Linked DNA regions of Homo sapiens: all the other regions are linked to region 1. The links are chromatin contacts, found by Hi-C or POLR2A ChIA-PET in ENCODE. All regions are on one chromosome and are shown on one strand. Each heading gives the region's core, a stretch centred on a gene start or an enhancer-like site at or near the end of the contact. The rest is flanking DNA. Distances are from core to core; before and after follow the strand shown.

The links. A loop is a pair of places that touch in the nucleus more often than their neighbours do. ChIA-PET counts read pairs that join two places held with the same protein, here RNA polymerase II (POLR2A). Pooled maps may share reads with other maps.
Region 2: a loop to region 1 is called in a map of CD8-positive, alpha-beta T cell, with 24 times the contacts of the local background. The contact joins the promoter of CUTC here to the promoter of LCOR in region 1. A Hi-C loop is called at or near these places in 4 of 168 maps with a recorded cell type or tissue (CD4-positive, alpha-beta T cell, CD8-positive, alpha-beta T cell and naive thymus-derived CD4-positive, alpha-beta T cell) and 11 of 50 pooled maps.
Region 3: a loop to region 1 is called in a map of CD4-positive, alpha-beta T cell, with 5 times the contacts of the local background. The contact joins the promoter of SLC25A28 here to the promoter of LCOR in region 1. A Hi-C loop is called at or near these places in 2 of 168 maps with a recorded cell type or tissue (CD4-positive, alpha-beta T cell and naive thymus-derived CD4-positive, alpha-beta T cell) and 8 of 50 pooled maps. POLR2A ChIA-PET finds 5 or more read pairs at or near these places in 1 of 52 experiments (PC-9).
Region 4: a loop to region 1 is called in a map of naive thymus-derived CD4-positive, alpha-beta T cell, with 6 times the contacts of the local background. The contact joins the promoter of GOT1 here to the promoter of LCOR in region 1. A Hi-C loop is called at or near these places in 1 of 168 maps with a recorded cell type or tissue (naive thymus-derived CD4-positive, alpha-beta T cell) and 6 of 50 pooled maps. POLR2A ChIA-PET finds 5 or more read pairs at or near these places in 1 of 52 experiments (PC-9).

Annotation. Positions count from the first base shown.
Region 1 is chr10:96,829,408-96,834,824 of GRCh38, reverse strand. It overlaps LCOR (ligand dependent nuclear receptor corepressor), which reads right to left and starts at 2,527. Exons shown (of 8, transcript NM_001346516.2): 1 at 2,426-2,527; 2 at 1,346-1,419. It overlaps LOC102723665 (a long non-coding RNA gene), which reads left to right and starts at 2,367. Exons shown (of 1, transcript NR_135921.1): 1 at 2,367-4,193. RefSeq lists enhancers at 574-1,287, 1,288-2,003, 2,004-2,718, silencers at 1,465-1,704, 1,745-1,804, 1,845-2,564, 2,575-2,624, 2,645-2,944 and a cis regulatory region at 3,980-4,179.
Region 2 is chr10:99,730,187-99,735,603 of GRCh38, reverse strand. It overlaps CUTC (cutC copper transporter), which reads right to left and starts at 3,370. Exons shown (of 9, transcript NM_015960.3): 1 at 3,195-3,370. The coding sequence starts at 3,255. It overlaps COX15 (cytochrome c oxidase assembly factor COX15), which reads left to right and starts at 3,477. Exons shown (of 9, transcript NM_078470.6): 1 at 3,477-3,644. The coding sequence starts at 3,555. RefSeq lists an enhancer at 3,556-3,775.
Region 3 is chr10:99,617,219-99,622,635 of GRCh38, reverse strand. SLC25A28 (solute carrier family 25 member 28) reads left to right here and starts at 2,197. Exons shown (of 4, transcript NM_031212.4): 1 at 2,197-2,591. The coding sequence starts at 2,301. SLC25A28-DT (SLC25A28 divergent transcript) reads right to left here and starts at 1,791. Exons shown (of 1, transcript NR_186534.1): 1 at 718-1,791. RefSeq lists enhancers at 641-1,222, 1,223-1,805, 2,389-2,971 and silencers at 1,457-1,616, 2,347-2,506.
Region 4 is chr10:99,427,220-99,432,636 of GRCh38, reverse strand. It overlaps GOT1 (glutamic-oxaloacetic transaminase 1), which reads left to right and starts at 2,013. Exons shown (of 9, transcript NM_002079.3): 1 at 2,013-2,189. The coding sequence starts at 2,072. It overlaps GOT1-DT (GOT1 divergent transcript), which reads right to left and starts at 1,701. Exons shown (of 5, transcript NR_183993.1): 1 at 1,372-1,701. RefSeq lists enhancers at 1,433-1,862, 2,043-2,092, 2,113-2,172.

The DNA.
Region 1 (5,417 bases), core at 1,278-3,777:
GTCCTGAGGCAGGAGCCCAGGATTAAATGCAAAGAGAATTAGAATAAGATACACTAATTAAAACCATCTAAATTAAAGCAACATGGAACTCAGAAAATCTACAGGACAGGACTACATTATAAATTTAAAAATCTTTCAAAGACTAAAAAGCCCTGCTGAAAAAACCAATCACTAACAAATGTAAAACATACAAGAACTAAAAATTCTTCAAAACAATTCCAGCATTTGATACTAACCCACAATTCTGAAAACGCATTAATTTCATGCTTCTCAAAACCTGCTATATGCTCTCTTCTATGATAGTCCGAAATACCAAGTAATTCAAAAAGTACTTAAACCGACGTAACATTTTAGTACATGCATAATAATACTTTGAAAGAATAAAACAAGCAGAGATAGAGCAGAGTACAGGATAACTGATAGGCAAAAGGCTGTTTGTTTCCTGGAGGGCAGCACTGGTCTTGGATTGGCAGGAGGGGAATTTTAAAATATATTCATGAGACGAATTATACCAAAAAACTGACTCATGCCTTTATTATTTGCACAAGCATATGTTTGAAAATGCACTTTTAACCTTTGGACAACCAAACTGGTATCAGATACCTTAAAGCATTGTTGCCTATATTAATTTCGGTGTTACAGTCTAAATCCTTAACGAAACTCACGCTATACATTTTCGTAATGAAACCCTGTAGAAATGGAAAGGCGTATATTCTTTAAGTAAAGGTTACCTGATTTTTCACTTGTTTAAAGTTTCAATTTTGCTTTTTAATCTATTATCGAAAACATCCCTTGTGGGACATTGTAAAGGGCAGACCCTCCTGTCAAGCCAGAAGGCTCAAACACAAAGACACTGAGCTAACCAAGTGCTGTAATTCTTCCAAACTGAGCCTCTCCACACCCCCTCCACCCTTCCCCCCAACAGATATGTCTATTAAATCAGTGTCTGTTCTCCCCCTCGCACAACAAAGAGAACTTCTCACCGCATGAAATTGCCGCTGAATGGACACCAGAAAGCAGGATTTGCATAATTCCTTCCAACGAAACCCTGTCGGGAAGGAGGGAATGAGGGGCCCAAGCGAACGGATAGACTCTCCTAGATTCTGCCGGGAAAGACCTGGTTCCCAAGAATATTCCCCTGGGGGAGAAGGGGCTGGAATTCTGGGCCTCCCCGAGGACTGGGCGTGGGGGACAGCGGACGACGAGAGGGCATCTCCCCACACACCAGCAGCACCGAAGCAAAGACGGGGAAGTAACAATGCTGGAGGACAGGAGAGTCAGACACAAGGATGGACTGGGGCTAGGGGGCGGCGGGCGGAGCGGAGACACCACACGGGCCACTTACTTTTTGGAGGGGGGTTAAATATATGAGTTAAGCCCTTATGGTCCCGCCGGCCGCCGCACAGAGGGAAACGGGACCTTGGGAGAGAAAAACAGACAAAACACACAGTGTGAGAGGCGCAGCTCGGCCGCCCGGCCCCTCCCGGGGCGCCCCCGTCCGCGCTCCCTCCGGCCCGCAGGGAAAAAGCCACCCGAGGGCGGCCCAAGGTCCGGGAGGCGGGGGGCGGACGGGGCATTCGGGCGAGGCTGCGGCTCCGGCCAATCCCCGGGAGGGGACGAGAGCGACCCCCGCCGGGGCTCCTCGGTCGGACCCGGTCCCACCCCCTCCTCCCGCAGCACGACACCGAACACAAATACGCACACACCGACCCGTGCGTCGAGGATTAACTCCCCGGCCACCGCCGCCCGCTGAGGAAGTGCAGCCGCTGCCCCCCGCGGCCATGACACCCCACTTGGCTCGGTCAGGCGCACCCGGGGACTGTGACAGCTCCAGCTCCCTCCGCCCCCATCTCCACCTCACGCTTCGCACACGCCCGAGCGCCGGGCGCCCGCCTGCAGCCCGCCGCGCGTGCACGCAGACCCGGGGGCGCGCCCCGCGCGTGGGGGAGGGGTGGCGCAGGAGGAGGACGGCGGCGGCCACAGCGCGGGTGGGGGCCGAGCACGCCCGCGCCCCTCGCGCCTCCCCCAGTACAGCGGCAGCGCCGCGAGGCGAGTCGCCACAATAAGCCGGCGGCGGCGCCGGGGCGCCGGGCCTGGAGCGGGAGCAGGGGCGGGAGCGGGGAGGGAGGGGAGCGAGCAGGCGGGGATGGAGAGCGGGAGGGGGAGGAACCCGCGCTCCCGCCGAGAGCCAGCCCCGGGGAGGCGCGCGGAGGGGAGGGGCCGGCGCGCGCTCGGCCGAGCAGGGGAGCCCGCCTGGAGGTCGCGCGCGCTCACACTCCGGGGGGTGGGGGAAGGGGGGACGCTCGAGCCAAAGAGGGCGGGCGGGCCGGAGCAGCAATTGCCACTTCCCCAGCTTCCTCCCTGGTCTGGGGCGACCGGCGGCGGGGCGGCCGGAGGGGCGGCGGCGGTCGGCGGAGGGTCTCACCTACACAGTGAATGAGCTTGTGGCGCCACGAATCCAGTTCTTGCCGAAAGCCGCGTCTCTCAACGGAGCATTGCTGCCGCCTACACACCCTCGCCATCTTCTGCCGCCCGCCCGGCCCAGCCTCCGCCGCGGCCCCGCGCACGCCCAGCCGCGTCGCCCGGGGCCGCGCACGCACCCGCGGCCCGGGCGTCGCGCCTCCTGCCGGGGGCGGTGCGGGGGCAGGGCCGGCCTCACCTCACCGTGGCCCCGGCGTGGCCCGGGGGCGGCCTGGGCCCGCTCACCCGCCCCGCGCGCCGCCCGCCGGGCTGCGATCCCGCCGTCCTTCTACGCGGCTGCCGCCGCCTCTGGCCGCCCGGGACGGCGCCTTCCCACAGCCGGAAGTCAGTCCCGCTGGCCCCGCGCCGCCTTCGCACTGTCCCCCAAGGCCACGGCTGCCCCCGCCCTCCCCGGGGCTTTTTGTTTTTTACGCCAGCCCCATTTATCACTTCCAACCTGCCTATCGCCCGGCACCAACTGTTGCAAGTTCCGTAATAACTGCTGCTATGAACTTCTCCGTCGAAACTGCTCCTCCCCAGAGCCTGTTTAAGAAGCAGAAATAAGAATAAATTCCCGGATGCCGGTGGATGCACTGACCTCTAAGATTTTCAAAGGTGAAGTGGATACACGTTATTAAGTCATTGGGAGACATCGCCAACATTGGGAAACCTAGTAAAAAGTGGAAATCGAGCGTTTTAAATAAAAAAAAAAAAAGGTTTCTACTAGCAAGACTGATCGTAGGCGAACTTCTCAAGGAATTTTGGAATATTGTGCCAAAGTGAGAATATTTAATATTTCCAAAAGTAGACTTAACTAGGAATACTTAAAGCAGAGACTATTGGAAATGCTTTAATTTGGGATTTCAGGAAAGGGCTTGAAGAGAAATATTTTATATGAGCAAGCCTCTTGGAATAATTGAATCACCTTAATTTTGTCACTGTTACTTCGAAGAGAACGAGAAGAGAGAAGATGGGAAACGAAAGGAGAAAGGGAAAAGAAATGGGGTGGAAAGAAAAAAGCAGAAGAGATCGCCCTATACCAGTAGGCCTAGTACCCTAGGATTCTGGCCTCTTTCTCCCACCTTTGGTGTTTAAGATTAAGGACAGTGCATTCCTGCTTTTAGAAATTTAAATTTAAGTTTGAAGACTTAATTTTAATTACTGTAGTAGGTAAAGCAAAGTCGTTAAATACTTGACATCAGGATCCCATTGGAGTATTGATTTAGGTCTTTTCAAAGGTGGTGGTCCTGGTTCTCTGCACCAGCCACTGGCGGAATGGCGGAATGGTGTATCTACCAATGAACAGATGGACTGGGTGGGCCTCGGGTACGGGTGGCTTGAGATGCAAATGCAAGGGTAGGAAGGCACCTTCCCCCCCACCACTCCCAGCCCACCCCGCCAATCTTAAAACATTGATCTTTATAAAATTCGCAAACGTCCCACAGGATTTCATTGGCTTAAGAGTATTGTCAAATGAAGACGCCAGGAAGTATTGAGTTTCTGGGTACATAATACTGTCCTGAGTGTTGAAGGAAGAGGACTAATACGAGATTTTAAAAAATGGCTGTGGACAACCATCCTTCAGGTGTGATGGCAGGACATCTTGTATCACCTGAAACTTCCTTTTTTCGCCGCTAGGTGGTGGGTGTGAGTCTTTTGCGGCCTTTAAGTTTCTACGGTGTTTGGAGGAAATACGTTTCAGTTTCAAATAAATGAACAACGTGTAACTCTAAGATGAGTAAATAATCAATGTGTTTTCCAACCACCCCAAGTTAATTTGTTTAAAAAACAATCAAACCAAGGGTAATAATTCCTCGACATAATCTCTTAGTCCCAGACATATGGATTCAGAGAATCCTAGAGGCTTCAGAGATCAATTTTGTAACTTAAGATATGAAATTGGAAGCCCAGACAAGTAAGGTGATTTGACCAAGATTACATAGTTGCTGGGTAGAGAAAGGGCAACAAAAGCCAGGAGACAAGTTTCCCAATTTCCAATTTAATGCTAGTTTTACTACTCTACTCTGAGTTCCAATTTCTGCTTCACTTATTTTGAGTTGGGAACTAACTCATGGTTGACCTATCACAAAGACCTATTTGGAAGAAAGGATAGGGAGGCAATAGTAACAGCTAATATTCATTGAGCACCTATTATATGTTTATCATTGTTTCATTCCATCCAGATAATAATGCTATGAGTATATATTTACCACATTTTCCAAGTTAGGGACACAAGACTCAGATGAGTTAAATACATTTGTCAAGATCACATAGCTACCAAATTCTAACTAAGATCTCTGTGACTCTAAACCCCTCTAAATTGTCTTACAAGTAGAAAGTTGGCTTGGCGCGGTGGCTCACGCCTGTAATCTCTGCACTTTGGGAGGCTGAAGTGGGCAGATCACTTGAGGTCAGGAGTTCAAGACCAGCCTGGCCAACATGGTGAAACCCCGTCTCCACTAAAAATACAAAAATTAGCTAGGCATGGTGGTGGGCACCTGTAATCCCAGCTACTCAAGAGGCTGAGGCAGGAGAATCCGTTGAACCCAGGAAGTGGAGGTGGCAGTGAGCCGAGATCGTGCCACTGCACTCCAGCCTGGGCGACAGAGCTGAGACTCCATCTTGATAAATAAATAAATAATAAGTAAATAAATAAATAGTCTTACAAGTAGAAAATAGACTCTGCAACTGGAGGATTCACTTAACTCTACATGACATGTTCCGAGCACAGTTAAGCAGTTGGACATTCTGTGTTCCTATCACATGGCAGGCGGTGTCCCAGGCACCGAGGACATAGATAGATAAGACAGAATTTCTGACCTCTGTTGCTTTGGGCTACTGTTAAAGAGGGCCTTAGCTGTAAACTCTTACATTCTAGGGAGGGGCAGGTAATATAACATGGCAGTTAATAGGGTCTGAAGACAGCTGGGTTGGAATTCTGGCTCCATTTTTCAGTG
Region 2 (5,417 bases), core at 2,121-4,620, 2.9 Mb before region 1:
AAACCCTGTCTCTACTAAAAATACAAAAATTAGCCAGGCATCGTGGCATGCGCCTGTAATCCCAGCTACTTGGGAGGCTGAGGCATGAGAATCGCTTGAACCCAGGAGGTGGAGGTTGCAGTGAGCCAAGATTGTGCTACTGCACTCCAGCCTGGGTGACAGAGTGATACTCTGTCTCATTCCTTCTTATGCTTCCAGATCTCTCCAGTCCCTACCGCTGGCTCCCCAATGCCTTCTCCTCAACCCAGAGTTCCTTCTGGCTTCATCTCTGAATAAAATTTTTCAAGGAACATTTCCATGATTTTTTCTGTCTCCCAAAGTAGAAAATTTTATGTCCCTCTTTTGAACTCATTTAACTCTTCATGAGTTATGAAACCCCAATTGTTCCTTCTTAAAATATGAATTACTTTCTACCTTTTATTATTTATGCAGATAAATATCTGATCACTTCTACTTGACTTAGAGTTCCTAAGTTTGTTTTTTTTTTTTTTTTTTTTTTTTTGATACAGAGTCTTGCTCTGTCGCCCAGGCTAGAGTGCAGTGGCATGATCTCGGCTCACTGCAACCTCCGCCTCCCAGGCTCAAGCAATTCTTGTGCCTCAGCCTCCTCAGTAGCTGGGACTACAGGTATGTGCCACAACACCTGGTTAATTTTGTATTTTTTGTAGAGATGGGGTTTCGCCATGTTGCCCATGCTGGTCTCAAACTCCTGCACTCAAGCGATCTGCCAGCCTCGGCCTCCCAAAGTGCTGGGATTATAGGCATGAGCCACCACGTCTGGCCTCCTAAGTAAGGTCTTTATGTGAGAAATCTTTATCATCACCCACACCAAGCACAGTATCTACCATGGTACACAATAATCAAATATTTACTAAAAGCTGAATAATTACAACAAAATTAATGTATTTATATTACAAAGTGTGATGTAAACAGAGTTTTGAGTTTTTTTCCGGGAGCACATAATTTAAAAAAATGAACGAAACAATGCACACTTCATGTAATGACACTTACTAGAATGTTCCTCACATACTGGTAATGGTCACTTCTGGTGGGGTGTGATTTGAAATTATTTTTATTTTCTTCTTTTTACTTTTCTTTATTGCTTTATTTTTTCTACCCAATATTGCTTTTATAATTTAAAAAAGCAATTTTTACTTTGAAAAACAAATAAAACAAAAACCTATCATCTGCTAACATCAAACTGCAATTGCCTTACTTATTTAAGACTATCAGTCCCTGTCCGGCGCGGTGGCTCACGCCTGTAATCCCAGTACTTTGGGAGGCCAAGGTGGGCGGATCTGAGGTCAGGATTTTGAGACCAGCCTGGCCAACATGGCGAAACCCCATCTCTACTAAAAGTATATAAATTAGCCGGGCGTGGTGGCGGGCGCCTGTAATCCCAGCTATTCAGGAGGCTGAGGCAGGAGAATTGCTTGAACCTGGGAGGTGGAGGTTGCAGTGAGCTGAGATCAGGCCACTGCACTCCAGCCTGGGCGACAAGAGCCAGACTCCGTCTCAAAAAAAAAAAAAAAAAAAAAATACTATCAGTCCCAAACTGTGAAAGGGTTAAGTGTCAATCTATGCTCTTAACCAACAGCTCTGCATTATTAACTCCATGAGTTTCCTGGTAGCTACCAGACCAGCTGTCAGATCAGTGGCACTGGCCGATGCTGATGCTGCCGGGGGACTATTTGCCTCACACAAGAAAGGACCCTAGGCAGGAGAAGATGGAGAGATGTATAAAAAAGGCTATGACAGAAGGCAGAGCAAGGCAGTTGTCCCAAGCAACAAAGTTATAGGATCAAAGGAGAAGCAGCAGCAGTTCTCAAAGTGTAGTAGTCCAGAGAGCTTTGGGAGCCTCTGAGACTTTTCAGAGTCTGCAGGGCTACAACCGTTTTCTTAATAATTCTAACACTTTATTTGACTTTTTCACTTTAATTCTCTCACAAGTGAGAGGCGTTTTCTTTTTTGAGGCAGAGTCTCACTCTGTCACCCAAGATGGAGTGCATTGGCGCGATCTCGGCTTACTGCAACCTCCGTGAAGAGGCGTTTTCAAGAGGCTACTTGACATGTTAGACTGAATGAAGCAGCGGGCATGAGAATCCAGCTGTCTTCCATTAAGATATACTGAAGAAACTTGCAAAAATATATTTCCACTCTTTTGCTTTTTTTGTTGTTGTTGTTTAGGAATATTTCTTTTTCAAAAAAATATTATGTCAATATGTAATGGGTTTACTATGGTTATTTTCTAATCAATATTTTAAAATTTTGTTTTAATTTTATTTTTATTTTTTTGAGACGGAGTCTCGCTCTGTCGCCCAGGGTGGAGTGCAGTGGCGCGATCTCGGCTTACTGCAACCTCCGCCTCCCGGGTTCAAGTGATTCTCCTGCCTCAGCCTCCCGAGTAACTGGTATTACAGGCGCCTGCCACCATGCCCAGCTAATTTTTGTATTTTTAGTAGAGACGGGGTTTCACCATGCTGGCCAGGCTGGTCTCGAACTCCTGAGCTCAGATGATCTGTCCCCCTCGGCCTCCCAAAAAAAAATTTGTTTTAATTTCTAATACAGTCAAAATAGATAGATGTAATCCACATAAAGAAAAAATCTTTGAGGATTCTTGATAACTTTTAGGAAGGTTCCTCTTCACGGAGGAAGAGGGACTTGCCAAATTCTCTGGCACCTGCCATGCCATGCTACCCTGGCACTCAGGAAGAACTCGGGTCTTGGAGCAGCCACAAGCTCGGCCACTTGGTAGCTGCGTGACTTTGGGGACCAAGCCCCGTCCCCGCCGTGGCAGCTACAGGTAACTGCAGGTTAGGAACTGGGCTCCGCGCTCGACAATTAACTATCCCAGCGGAGTACTGGCTGCTGGTGCGGGCGGTACTGGCATCCTCGTGTGGCGACGGAAAAAACGTGAAGCTGAAGTTAACCAACTTGCACAAGGTCGCAGGGCCGTTATGAGGGGACCCCGGGACTCGAACCTTGGCTCCACAGCTGAGCCATTCTCGCTACCTGCCCCTCGTCACGCCCTCCGTTTCCACACCTTTAACGCCTCAAAGATAGAAGGTGCCGCCCAAGGGGCTGGAAGGAGCTGAGGAAACGACTCCAGAAGAAATCACCACTGACTACGACTCCCGCCGGCCCGCCCCGGGGAGCCTTCGGCCGACCGTCCCCTCCCCCGCCACCTTCCGCACCGGCCTTCCCGGACGGTATCCGCGCTCGTTTTCGCTCAGAGGAGGCCCCCTGCCTTTTCATGCTCCACGCGTTCCTCCCTCGTGCGCCTGCAGTTTCCACTTGGAATTTGGGCTCCGGCGCGCACCAGCTAAGAAGCGCGTCAACAGCTGCGCGCGCCCGTGCGCGCGTCCCCGACACCTACGCCCCAGCAGCCCCCGCGAAAGCGGAGTCGCAACGCAGGCGCACTTCTGTTCGCTCCGGTCCCCAGAGAAGGCGGGGCTCCCGCTGCCCGACCCGGAAGTGCTTCTCTTTTCCTTGGCGGAGGAGGGAGACCACAGAGCCCTGGGTTGTGGAAGAGGTGGCTGTTCCCTGTCATCAGTATGCAGCGATTGCTCTTTCCGCCGTTGAGGGCCTTGAAGGGGAGGCAGTATCTGCCGCTCCTGGCTCCTAGGGCAGCGCCTAGAGCACAGGTACCGCACTGCAGCGGACTCCGAGTCGCGGGAGCGGGGATGGAGTGAAAGGGCCGGGATAAAGATAATGTAGAGCCCCACATCACGTTTCCGGAGCTCCTTACAGTGCACTCACAACGCATAGGTTCAGATCAGAGCCCCTAGGTTCAGATCTGGAACATTGACCTGCTGTGTGGTATTGGCCAAGTTAATTAAACTTTCTGTTCTTCAGTTTCCTTATCTGTAAAATGGGGATAACAATACCTACTTTAAGGTTTGTTATGAGGATTACATTCTTTAATATACATCAGGCCTTTAGCACATGGTAAAAGCTGAGTAATTTTTACCCATATAGTTTATTTTTGCTTAAAAAGTTCCAAGTAGTCAGATGAGGAAGTATTACTGCATCCTACAGAGAAGGAAATTGAGGCTTAAAGTTACTTTTCTAAAGGTGACTCAGTTAATCAGAAATAGGAAACCGAGCATGGATCTTTGGACTCACAGGGATATAGTAAGAAGAGGGCATGCATTTGCTTAACTAGTAATTATTGAGTGGTTATTATATATTAGGAACTGGAAAAAGAAAGATAAATATTACAAGACTCCTGCCCTGGAGGAAGTCAGTTTATTCATTTGCGAAATCCTTATCATGGTCTCATTATATAAAGGAACAGTGTTAGAAACAAAGCTAGCAGAAGGGAGAGAGCAAGACTGACCGGACACTGCCACCCCAAAGCTCATAGTTTAGTGGGAGATACAAACAGATGAACCTGAAGGTAGAGTGATGTGCTGCATAACAACATTTTGGTCAACAACAGGCCACAGATACAGTCATGGTCCCATAAGATTATAATGGAGCTGCCTTTCCAAGTGTACCTTTTTTTTAAAAAAAAATCTTTTTCTCTAAATTTCTTTTTTAGAGACAGCGTTTTACTTTGTCACCCAGGCTGGAGTGCTGTGGCATGATTATAACTCACTGCAGCCTCCAGCTTGGAAATCCTGGCCTCAAGCATCCTCTTACCTCAGTCACTTAAGTAGCTAAGACTACAAGTGTGTGCCACTGTGCCTAATTTTTGAAAAAATAGAGATAGGGGGTCTCGCTACATTGCCCAGGCTGGTCTCGAACTACTGGCCTCAAGTGATCCTCTCACCTTGGCCTCCCAAAGCCTTGGGATTATAGGCTTGAGCCGTTGCACCTGGCCCCATTTTTAAATCTTTTATACCATATTTTTACTGTAATTTTTCTATGTTTAGATAAACAAATACCATTGTGTTACAGTATTCGGTACATAATATGCCATACAGATTTATAGCCTAAGAGCAATAAGTCATACCATATAGCTCAGGGGTGTAGTAGGCGATACCATCTAGATTTCTGTAAGTACTTTTTTTTTTGAGAGATGGAGTCTCACTTCATCGCCTAGGCTGGAGTGCAGTGGTGAGACCTTGGCTCACTGCAACCTCTGCCTCCCAGGTTCAAGTGATCCTGCCACCTCAGCCTCTCAAATAGCTGGGATTACAAGCATACACCACCATGCCCAGCTAATTTTTGTATTTTTGGTAAAGATGGGGTTTCACCATTTTGGCCAGGCTGGTCTTGAATTCCTGACCCAAGTGATCTCCCTGCCTCTGCCTCCCAAAGTGCTGGGATTACAGGTGTGAATCACTACACCCAGCCTTTAGATTTGTGTAAGTACATTCTATGAGGTTCACACAATGATGAAATTGCTTAAGAATGCATTTCACAGAACATGTGCCCCTGTTGTTAAGTGATGCTTGACTGTACATTACAGT
Region 3 (5,417 bases), core at 948-3,447, 2.8 Mb before region 1:
ATGTGGTGTGGCGGCAAGTGTTATCTCTGTTAAGAAAAACGGGAATAGGAAAAAGACCGATGGATTTGGAAAGGTCATTTATGACCAATGAATAAAAGAGTGAAAAATGTAAAGAGCTTAAGGAGAGAAAGGACATAGAGGTGGATAGGTCATTAGTGGAGTAATCTGGCAGTAAAGGGAATTAGTACTCTAGCAGGATTGAATGGGTTTTTGTGAGACCTATTCATTTCTCAAGCTAAATATGCTAGAGAAAAGGAGAGACTGAACATGCTGTGGGGGAGAAGTTCCTTTTAAAAAAATTTTTTTGAGACAAAGTCTTGCTTTGTCACCCAGGCTGGAGTGTAGTGGCATGAACACGGCTCACTGCAGCTTCGACCTCCCTGGCGCAAGCAATCCTCCCCCAAGTAGCTGAGACTACAGGTGCACACCACCATACCCAGCTAATTTTTGAATTTTTGTACTTTTTTGTATTTATTATTTTGTAGAGACGGGGTTTTGCCATGTTGTCCAGGCTGGTCTCGAACTCCTGAGCTCAATAAATCGTCCCACCTCGGCCTTCACAGTGTTGGGGTCACAGGCATGAGCCACTGCGCCGGCCAGGGAGAGGTTAACCAGGTTAATGGACCCCTAGGGTGTCCACATGGCACCTTCAGGGACTCTGAAACGCAGAAATGATATGCAAAATTTTGAGTGCACACAGGGGATGGGAGGTGGAAGTAGGAGAAGAGAATTCGTAGTTTTATTATTTTCCAAACGGTCGCGACCTAAAGGTTAATAACAACTGCTGAAGAGAGTAGAAAAAGTTTTTAAAAAGGAAGCCCAGAGAAGAGCTAAACTTTAGAAAGAAAAAAGGAAAACATCTTTCCTATCCAAGGAAAACCTATGAACAGATGGAGAAGTCCACAGTTGCATCATCTGGGTAAAACAGAGAAGACAGAGCTGGAAACCGCGGGCAGCTTGTGCCAACACGCTCGGGGAAGGCAAATGGAAGAAGACGCCCGTGCTCCCTAGAGCAGGAGGTCCTAAGGCCGGGAATCGCTGGCCTTGCCTCTCAGGACCCGGGCTGACCCGAGGGAGGGAGAAGCCCTCATCGCCAGGCGGGGGACCCATCAGCGCGCCGGCTCAGGGACAAAATACTGATGCTTCAGACTCGGCCAGGCCGTGCGTCCGAGCTTCCCCACAGCCGCCGCACTTCCCTGCTGCCTTTGGGATGCGGCCTCCAGCCCCGCCTCGCCACCGGCCGTCATCTGTGAATCATCCCGCCCATTTCGACATCTTCCTCCCCCGCCTTCGGCTCTTGGCCTGGCGCAGAGCCCAGTGACAGCCGGGGCCCGGGGAACCTCATTCATTCAACACTTGTTGGGTTTACTCTGCGAATGTGGATGCGAGGCTCAGTGCCGGGCGCTGGGGCCTGAGGAGCACCGAGTCCGGCCAGAGGGCCCAATACTCCAGACCCGACCAGAGTCTAGCGGGCCGCCGCGGTCCCCCCTGGAGGTGAGGCGGTTCCCAGCCCGCATGTCGCAACGGCTTCCCGGACAGGCTGCGGGTCGCGCCAGCCAGGGATGACCGGCCCAGGCCGGCCCCGCCTCACGCCCGCGACGAGATCCCGCGGGAACACGGCTCTCCGGGGCCAGGGCCGCCCGCTCTCCAGCCACGCGTCTCAGAATTTGAGGAGCGCACGGGAGCGCGGGTCGTAACGGCGCCCGTCAGCAGTTTGACGTTGAAGGCCTGTCGCCGCCCCGCCCCCGACGCGATCCCGCGCACAGGGACCGCAGCTCTGCAGGCGCTAGTGAGGGGCCCGAAGTCGGCCCCTAGAGTCCCTGGGCGCGTCGCTCTTTCTGTAGCCAATCGGGGACCGACGTGGTGCGGGCCAATGGCCGCGGTCAAAGTATCAAGAGTGGTTGAGCCTATCAAAGTTCAGCCTTAAGTTTCTCCCGCCCTTCTAAAAGTCAGAGGCGGGTTGATCGCACATGTCGGCCAATCAGTGACCAATAAACAAGAAGCTTCTAAGATCAAAGGGGAAAAGGTGGGATGTAGGCGCTAGCAACGCCTCAGGGCGGAGGAATGACAGGCGACTTCGCTAATACTACCGGCTGATTTTTCGTACGTAAGGAAAGGGGTGGGTCTAACTTGGCGTCTCCACCAATGGTTGCTTGGGGGGCGTGTCCGCGGGGCCAAGCGGGAGCCGGAGGCCCCGGGCTCTCTGGGCCGCGCCTGAGGCGGACACTACGGGGCCGGGGGGCGGCGGCGGCAGTGGTGGCAGCGGCGGCGGGGGTGGGCGCCGCAGCTGGCCCGGGTGGATGGAGTTGGAGGGGCGGGGTGCTGGCGGTGTGGCGGGGGGGCCGGCGGCAGGGCCCGGGCGGAGCCCCGGGGAGTCGGCGCTGCTGGACGGGTGGCTGCAGCGGGGCGTGGGCCGGGGGGCCGGCGGCGGGGAGGCCGGGGCCTGCAGGCCCCCGGTACGACAAGATCCGGACTCCGGCCCGGACTACGAGGCGCTGCCGGCTGGAGCCACTGTCACCACGCACATGGTGGCAGGCGCCGTGGCAGGGATCCTGGAGCACTGCGTGATGTACCCCATCGACTGCGTCAAGGTGAGACCTGCACCCGGCTTCGAACCCGACCTGGGGCTGACCCGACCCCTGGGTCTTGTCCGGAGCCAGGATCCCGGCTGAGAGCCGGAGCCGACATGGGTTCCTTCCTGGCTCCTGCCACTACCACATGATTCGAACCGACACTCCATTCAAGCAAGGTCCCAGCTGGGAGTTGATCCCAGTCAGGAACCAGGACCTATTTCTAACCGTCAGTGAAATCTGAATCGGGACTCAGGATCGAAAATCTGTCAGCCAAAGCCCTGGACCCCACCTGGGACTAAACAGGAATAGGGTGGGATGGGGTATCCCGAAGCTCAGGTAAGTGCTACTAACTCGATTAAGGTGAAGCCAACTGGCGTGAACCAGACCCTGAAATGGATCTAACGGCTTGAGATGTTTTCTGGGCTAGTGCTTTTACAAACTCCTTGCTGTATCTTCCCTTACTGACGGGGCAGGAACCCGAATCTGGGATCTCTCAGCTAGATAAAGGACTTACATGTTAAATCTTAACACATGAGTGATTGGAAATCATTGTGCAGTGAGAATGCAGAATTCCAGACTGGAAGTAATGTGGGAAAGATCGTATTCAGGAATAGGTTTCAGTTTCTCTGTGAAGCAAGCATGATACCCCACCTATTTCCTGAACATGAAAATTGAGCTGGGATTAGGACTGTATGTTCAGGGAGCACATCAGCCTCCAAACAAGAGAGATGAAACTGATAGCATATTTCTTTGGCCACCTGAAGTTGGCAAAAAGGGAGAAGTTGCCTAGAAAGGAAGTGTGACGGTATTAGAAAGTAGATGTAAGTATGAAGAAAATGGAAAGAGATCAACAAGAGGACACGATTCTTGTGAAAGTAAAACTAATTGCATTCACAACCAAGCAGGATGATTTATGTGTACTGAAGTCAGGTCCTTCTGAAGAAAGCTGGGTGAAGAAAGAAACAGATTATTGTTCTTTACAGTTCTTATTCTTGTACATTAGTAAAGGTGCCAGCCATTAAAGGTGAGGACTGAATTGAGGGAGAGGTAAACTAGAGGGGACTGTTGATATGACAAAGACCGATGCCTCCTTTACATGTGAAGGGTAATAGTCAAACAGTGACCTGGCAGCTTTTTGATGTATGTTTTCTCTTCAAATCAGGAAAGTGTTATGTATTCAAAAGGAGGAGAGAATCAACTTGGGAAAGGCAAAGTAGATCCCTTTTACTTCCCTTTGGTTCCAGTACTGTTTCATGTTTTTCATTAGAATGTGGATAAGGAAATGGGGGGAGCGCTCATTAAGCTTTGTGAATGACAGCAAACTGGCAGGAGTATTTTAACACAAGGTAACTCCTAACAAGGGCCATATCCATTGAAAACGGGGTAAATGCACTTGACTAAAATGGACATTAGAATGTTAAATGTCCTTGTCAATTGGGAGAAATAGAAATAAACTGTAAAATCCATGAGAGAGAAGTAACAACATTGAAATGTAAAACAAGTATAAATAAAAAAGATGCACACATTATATGTATAGACTCTAGGTTGAATGACTTGTGAGTTAATAATGCCGTATATCCAAAAGTTAATATAATCTAGCTGCAGAGTAACCTCCCTAGACTTAGACTGTGAGTAGAGTGCAGGGTTTAGGATGCTGTTTTTCTGGATGAGTATTGAATGGAAAACAGATCAATGAAAACAGTGAAAATTATGTAATGGCTTGAAAAATACAGTGTAATAATTTGTCTTAGAAATATTACTGTAACTTATCAATTTAACCACTGTTCCATTATAACAGAACGGGAGGTTATCTCCTTACTCCATATATTTACATAGTGCTATTGTTGCTATAAACATTTTATAAATCCCTGTTAAAAATGCTTCTAGAATATTTGGGTGCATGTCCTTAAGGGAGGCAAATCTTTGCCCTGTGACAAGATGGAATTGATTTTGCAAGAACAAAGACTATTCAGAATCAAATATGGTGAATAAAGTGGGAGGTCAAAATGGGTAATACTGCTTGGCATCAAAATAAGGTGGGACTGGAAAGCAAGGAGACTGCTTTACTTCTGAGGCCTATAAACCCGTTGAGGAAACACCTCTGAAAGAGAAGTTCCAGAAAGGTTTTGCATAACCACAGCTTTGCTGGAATAAGTCAATTGTAGCCTTCCAAGGTAACTATTTTGAAGAACAGTTCTTACTCATTTACATAAACTTTGGAATTTTTGTTTTTTAAAAATTAGTCATACAACATAGCAGTTATGCCTGAAAGCCCTCTATTAAGGAAATAATGATTTGAGAAAAAAATGCTCAGGAGTTGTCAACAATACGAAAGCTTATTTTAGAAGGCTCATTTTCACTTGCACTTAATGCTGGGATTTAAATGACTTAGAGGGAAGAACTAGGTGAGGCCAGTATGATTTAGTGTCAGTGAGTATGTTAAACACTTTTGTGCAGGCATGAAAGTAAAATTCAAATCTCTTCCTTCAGAAAAGACTTCCCAGTTTGCTTGTCCCCAGCAGCTATCCTTCTTCTTTTAATAAGTGGATGAGTGGGGAGGAAAAGCAGCCCAGTCTTTAAGACTGGAGGCAGATATCCATGTTGTTGGAGCCTAAAGGGCAACCACAATGTTTGCAAATGAAAGCTGACATTGCCTTTTGACATGCAGGCCTGTCCATCCTCAGCTACTTATCAGGGTCAAGTTGACTTTAAATATCCTTGAGAGGGACCATGAGAAGTCAGTGTAGCCTTGCTGGATCATGGTTATTCAACCAGCTATTTCCATGGCTATAATGGAGAGGCTTGGGAGCCCAGATAAATCCCAGTTTCCTTTTCTGGGCCTCA
Region 4 (5,417 bases), core at 764-3,263, 2.6 Mb before region 1:
TACAATGAGATATCATCTCACACCAGTCAGAATGGCTATTAATAAAAGTCAAGAAATAACAGATGCTGGTTTCTGGTGAGGTTGTGGAGAAAAGGGAATGCTTATACAATGCTGGTGGGAATGTAAATTAGTTCAGTAACCGCGGAAAGCAGTGTGGCGATTTCTCAAAGAACTTAAAACAGAATTACCATTCGACCCAACAATCCCAGTATTGGGTCTATACCCAAAAGAATATAAATCATTCTACCATAAAGATATATGTACATGTATGTTCACTGCAGCACTATTCACAATCGTAAAGACATGGCATCAACCTAAATGCCCATCACCAGTAGACTGAAGAAAATACGGTACATATACACCATGGACTACTATGCAGCCATAAAAAAGAAAGAGATCATGTCCTTTGTAGCAACATGGATGGAGCTGGAGGCCTTTATCCTAAGTGAACTAATGCGGAAGAGAAAACCAAATACTGCATGTTCTGACTTGTAAGTGGGAGCTAAACATTGAGAACACATGGACACAAAGAAGAGAACAACAGACACTGGGACCTACTTGAGGCTAGAGGGTGGGAGGAGGGAGAGGATCAGAAAAAATACCTGTCAAGTACTATGCTTACTATCTGGGTGACAAAATAATTTGTACAACAAACCCACATGACAAGCAATTTATCTATAAAACAAACCTGTGCATGTATCCCGAACCTAAAATAAAAGTAAAAAAAAAAAAAAAAGCAGTTTACCATCTATGAAGGGTGTGGCAGATATGCAATGTTAATAATAGCTGACATTTAGAGAGTCCTTCTTACATGCAACTAACCACTTCGTAAATGTATTAACTCACAAACTCCCCACACCAACTCTGAGGAAAATACTATTATTTCCACAGAGCAGGAACTTCCACAGAGAGGTTAAAATAACTTGACTAAACCTGCCCAAATTCGTAAGCGGCAGCCAGAATCTAAACCTAGATAGTCCGGTCCCGGAGATAGGTTTTTAACCACAAAGGCATTTTCTAAAATTGTGAAAGTACAGAAGCACAGGAAAGAGACATTTTGGCCAGATAAGGGTTAAGGGAAGGCTTCATGGATGAAGTGGCATTCGCTCTGGGTCTTGAAGGTCAGCAGATGGAGAGGGCTCCTGGGGAGGAAGGACTCTAACGGGGAAGGAACAGCCTGACGAAGAGGAACTTTGGGTACCAGCCAGCTGACGACAGCAAGATCTGGTCCGGTGCGCGCGGGAGGAAGCTGGGAAGGGACGTCGCGCCCAGATCCCGAGGTCCTTGAGGACCAGGCCCTCTCTGCAAGGAATCGGGGAGGAAAATCTCAAACTATTAATAGAAGAGCGGCAAAAAGGAATTCGTGCGCACCCCTCTCTGTTGGAAGGACCTTCCCTGCCAGAGACCAAGGCTGGCAGGACAGGTATACTTCCCTCAGGGGGAAACAGCCGACAAAGGTGGTCAAGGTCGCCCGCGCAGGCTCCGGAGCTGCACGTCCTGGACGAACACTCCCGTCCCGAGCACAGACGCTGGGTATTTGGCTGCCAGCCCGGGCCCGCCAGGCCGGGCCTGGCACCGCCAACACCTGCTCGGCGGGAACAGGAAGACCTGTGTTCGGGAACTCCCTCCGGCCACCTCCCCGTATCCTCCTGGCCCTCGAAGGTCGAAAGGTGGCCTCTCAGGGACACCCGCCGCTCGCTCGGCTCCTCCCCTCAGCCGGGAGACCCAAGGAATAACAGCCTCTGCGATAGGAGCACGCTCTACCAATCAACCGTAGTCTTCGCCCACGCCTCAGCCGGAGGAAATTGCATTGGTTGCATCATTCTCGGCAGCCGATAAATTGTTTTCTTGGATTGGCTAATAGCGTTCCTTCTCCCCTGTGCCTTCGTCGTCAGAAGCTGGCGATTGGTTAATCGCGTTGCCAAGCTTTGGACGCGGCTCGACCATTGGAGGCCGCGGGCCCGCCCCCGCCGGCTAGGTGAAGGTGAGTGTCTCCTCCAGTCGCAACGGCCAGACCTGACCTGCCAGCTCCGGGCGTGGGGTGAAATCTCTTGATTCCTAGTCTCTCGATATGGCACCTCCGTCAGTCTTTGCCGAGGTTCCGCAGGCCCAGCCTGTCCTGGTCTTCAAGCTCACTGCCGACTTCAGGGAGGATCCGGACCCCCGCAAGGTCAACCTGGGAGTGGGAGGTAAGGATGTAGTGCTCTGGAGTGTGAGCAGCTCGGGGAGTGGAGCGGACCCAACCCAGGTCGTGGAGACTGTGGGAGAAGCCGAGGCCCAGTGTGGCGCTGCCTGAAGAGGGCGGCGCCGGAGAGGAGGCTGGATCCACGAAGGCTTCCTAAAACCTGCCCATTTTACAGATGCAGGTGTGGAGTCCCTGGAAAGGGGCGATGTGTCCGAGGCCGCACAAACCAGGTGTAGCAGCCAAGACACAAACTCAGTCTTTCCGATTCCCCATTCTGCCTTCTTTATACTGCATCCTCCTAAGAAATGAGGCTGCCGGAGCTTGTAGAGAGAGGTAGAAAAATAGGAAGCCTGATAGGCTTAGGGTTCTGGTTGCTAGGAAATGGGTAAAGGAGAACTTTTAACGCTAGAAAGCTCTGTTCTGAGTCGGTAAATATTTGAGTGACCACCGAGTATCAATCAGCCACCTTATTAAGCTTTGTAGGGGGAGACTGAGGCTTGATTTTGCCCTTAAGGATTTAAAAATCTGCTGGTGTTACACAATGCTTTGAGACAGGTTAATGCTGCCCCCGGGGGGTCTGGGGAGATGGTTCTGGCCGTCACAGATGTGGTAGGAATGGGTAGAGATGGTGGAAAGGAGTGGAGAGAAGTATGGATGGTAGAAGCTTACTTTCCACACATCCTATCTTCATTTCTTGATTCAAGTGATTCTCTTCTGTACCTTGGACAGCTCAGAGCATGGGCCTCAGTTTCCCCATCTGCCAAGAAGATTTATATTGGAGTGCCTCTCAAATTTTTTACCCCTAACCCTCTCTGATGAATTTGTTATTCTTCTCACTATCATTTGGATGTTTGAAGCCCCACAGACACTTATTTTCTCCATTTGGATTTTGCCACGTGCAAAGACCAGCCAGAGAGATGAAAATGGGTAGGATAAAGTCTTATGCTAGGTAATAGACTTAGAATAAAAGGACTAGAAATTGTGGAAAGAGAAGGTGGAATCATTTTGTAGCAGAGTGTGACATGAAGGACGCTCAGAATCAGGTTTCTCATAGATAACGTTTTGTCTGTGCATAGCATTTGTTAAAAAAAAAAAAAAAAAGTCGGCCGGGCGCGGTGGCTCAGGCCTGTAATCCCAGCACTTTGGGAGGCTGAGACGGGCGGATCACGAGGTCAGGAGATGAGACCATCGTGGCTAACACGGTGAAACCCCATCTCTACTAAAAATACAAAAAAGTATCCGGGCGTGGTGTTGGCCGCCTATAGTCCCAGGTACTCGGGAGGCTGAGGCAGAAGAATTGCTTAAACCCGGGAGACGGAGGTTGCAGTGAGCCGAGATCGTGCCATTGCACTCCAGGCTGGGCGACAGAGCGAGACTCTTTCTCAAAAAAAAAAAAAAGTCTTCACTAAGGAGTATGGGGAGGGGTAAGGAAAAATCCATTGAAAAGTGATGGTTTGTTGAAGCGGGTAATTTGTTGAAGCTGGATGATGGGTACATGGGCATACGTTATATTATTCTCTCAGCTTTTGTATAGGTTTGAAATTTTTCATCATAAAGCTTTTAAGATAAGTCAGTACTACATAGTTTGGCCCATTGAGGGAAAATGATGTTTTTAGCAGGCAACTGAGTGGGAGAAATGTTGAAAGATTGCCTCAAATTGAATTTGAATGGACACCATTTGGTCTCTTAATTTAAAACCAGTCCAAAACCTCCAAGCGTTTCTTTGCAGCGGGATGTATACAAAGAACTAGTATTACTGTCAATCTAAATACATCTTTTTAAAACGTCAGATTTTGCCTGCCACGGTGGCTCACGCCTGTAATCCCAGCACTTTGGGAGGCCAAGGCAGGTGGATCACCTGAGGTCAGGAGTTCGAGACCAGCCTGGCTAACATGGTGAAACCCCATCTTTACTAAAAATACAAAAATTAGCCAGACGTGGTGGTGCACACTGGTAGTCACAGCTACTTGGGAGGCTGAAGCAGGAGAATCGCTTGAACCTGGGAGGTGGCGGTTGCAGTGAGCCAAGATCACGCCATTGTACTCCAGCCTGGGTAACAGAGTGAGACTCCGTCTCAAGAAAGAAAGAAAAAAAAAAACAAAAAACCACGTCAGATTTATTTTATTAATTCAATTTACCTTTGAACTATCTTACAGGGTTTCTGTGAGGATTAAGTACATTTAAAGTGTTTATAGCTGTATTTGGCACATAAGTAGGATTTATATAAGTGTTAGGTATTACTGTTATTGTTGTTTTGGCATTTCTTTGAGTGATTCTCATAAAAGATATTGAATAAAAATTTTCAGTTCAAGAACTGCAAAATGAACTAATTTATGACCTTGGTTCAGAAATAAACTGCTCCTGCAGAGAAAAAGCACCCCGACAGCACAGGCCAGAAGCAATGGACTCAGAATTGGAGTCATTGACTCAGACGGCCACCTCAGCTGTGAAGGTGCCTTTGTCATGTTTTCCAGGAACTCCAACTCCTTACCATGAGCAAATTATTTATGCATGTAATCTCACTGAATGCTCACAACTCTGGAGGGTGGTTTATTACTATTACTGTTTAGAGGCAAGGAAGCCGAAGACTGGAGAGGTGAAGCAATTTGCCCCAGGTCATTTGACCACTGGGTGGTAGAGCTGGGAATCCAGGCCAGGTCTCTCAGGCCTCAGAGTCTCTGCCCACACCTGTATTTCAGGTACCTCCAGGTGGTAGCCAGTACACTGTAGTGGGAAGAGCCAGGAGACCTAGGTACAGGCCCAGCACCGTGGTCCAGCCATGTGACTTGGAAGGGTTGTTTAACATCCCTGGGGCTCATCTGTTAAATGAGGAGCCAAGATTGAATGACCTCTCTCCCAAATTCTACTCTTAAGATTCTACTGGGCCAGGCATGGTGGCTCACGCCTGTAATCCCAACGCTTTGGGAGGCCGAGGCGGGCGGATCACGAGGTCAGGAGATTGAGACCATCCTGGCTAACACGGTGAAACCCCGTCTCTACTAAAAATACAAAAAAATTAGCAGGGCGTGGTGGCGGGCGCCTGCAGTCCCAGCTACACGGGAGGCTGAGGCAGGAGAATGGCGTGAACCCAGGAGGCGGAGCTTGCAGTGAGCTGAGATCGCGCCACTGCACTCCAGCCTGGGCAACAGAGTGAGACTCCGTCTCAAAAATAAATAAATAAATAAATAAATAAAAAAGATTCTACTGTACTAAAAGTCAACTCCACAATTCA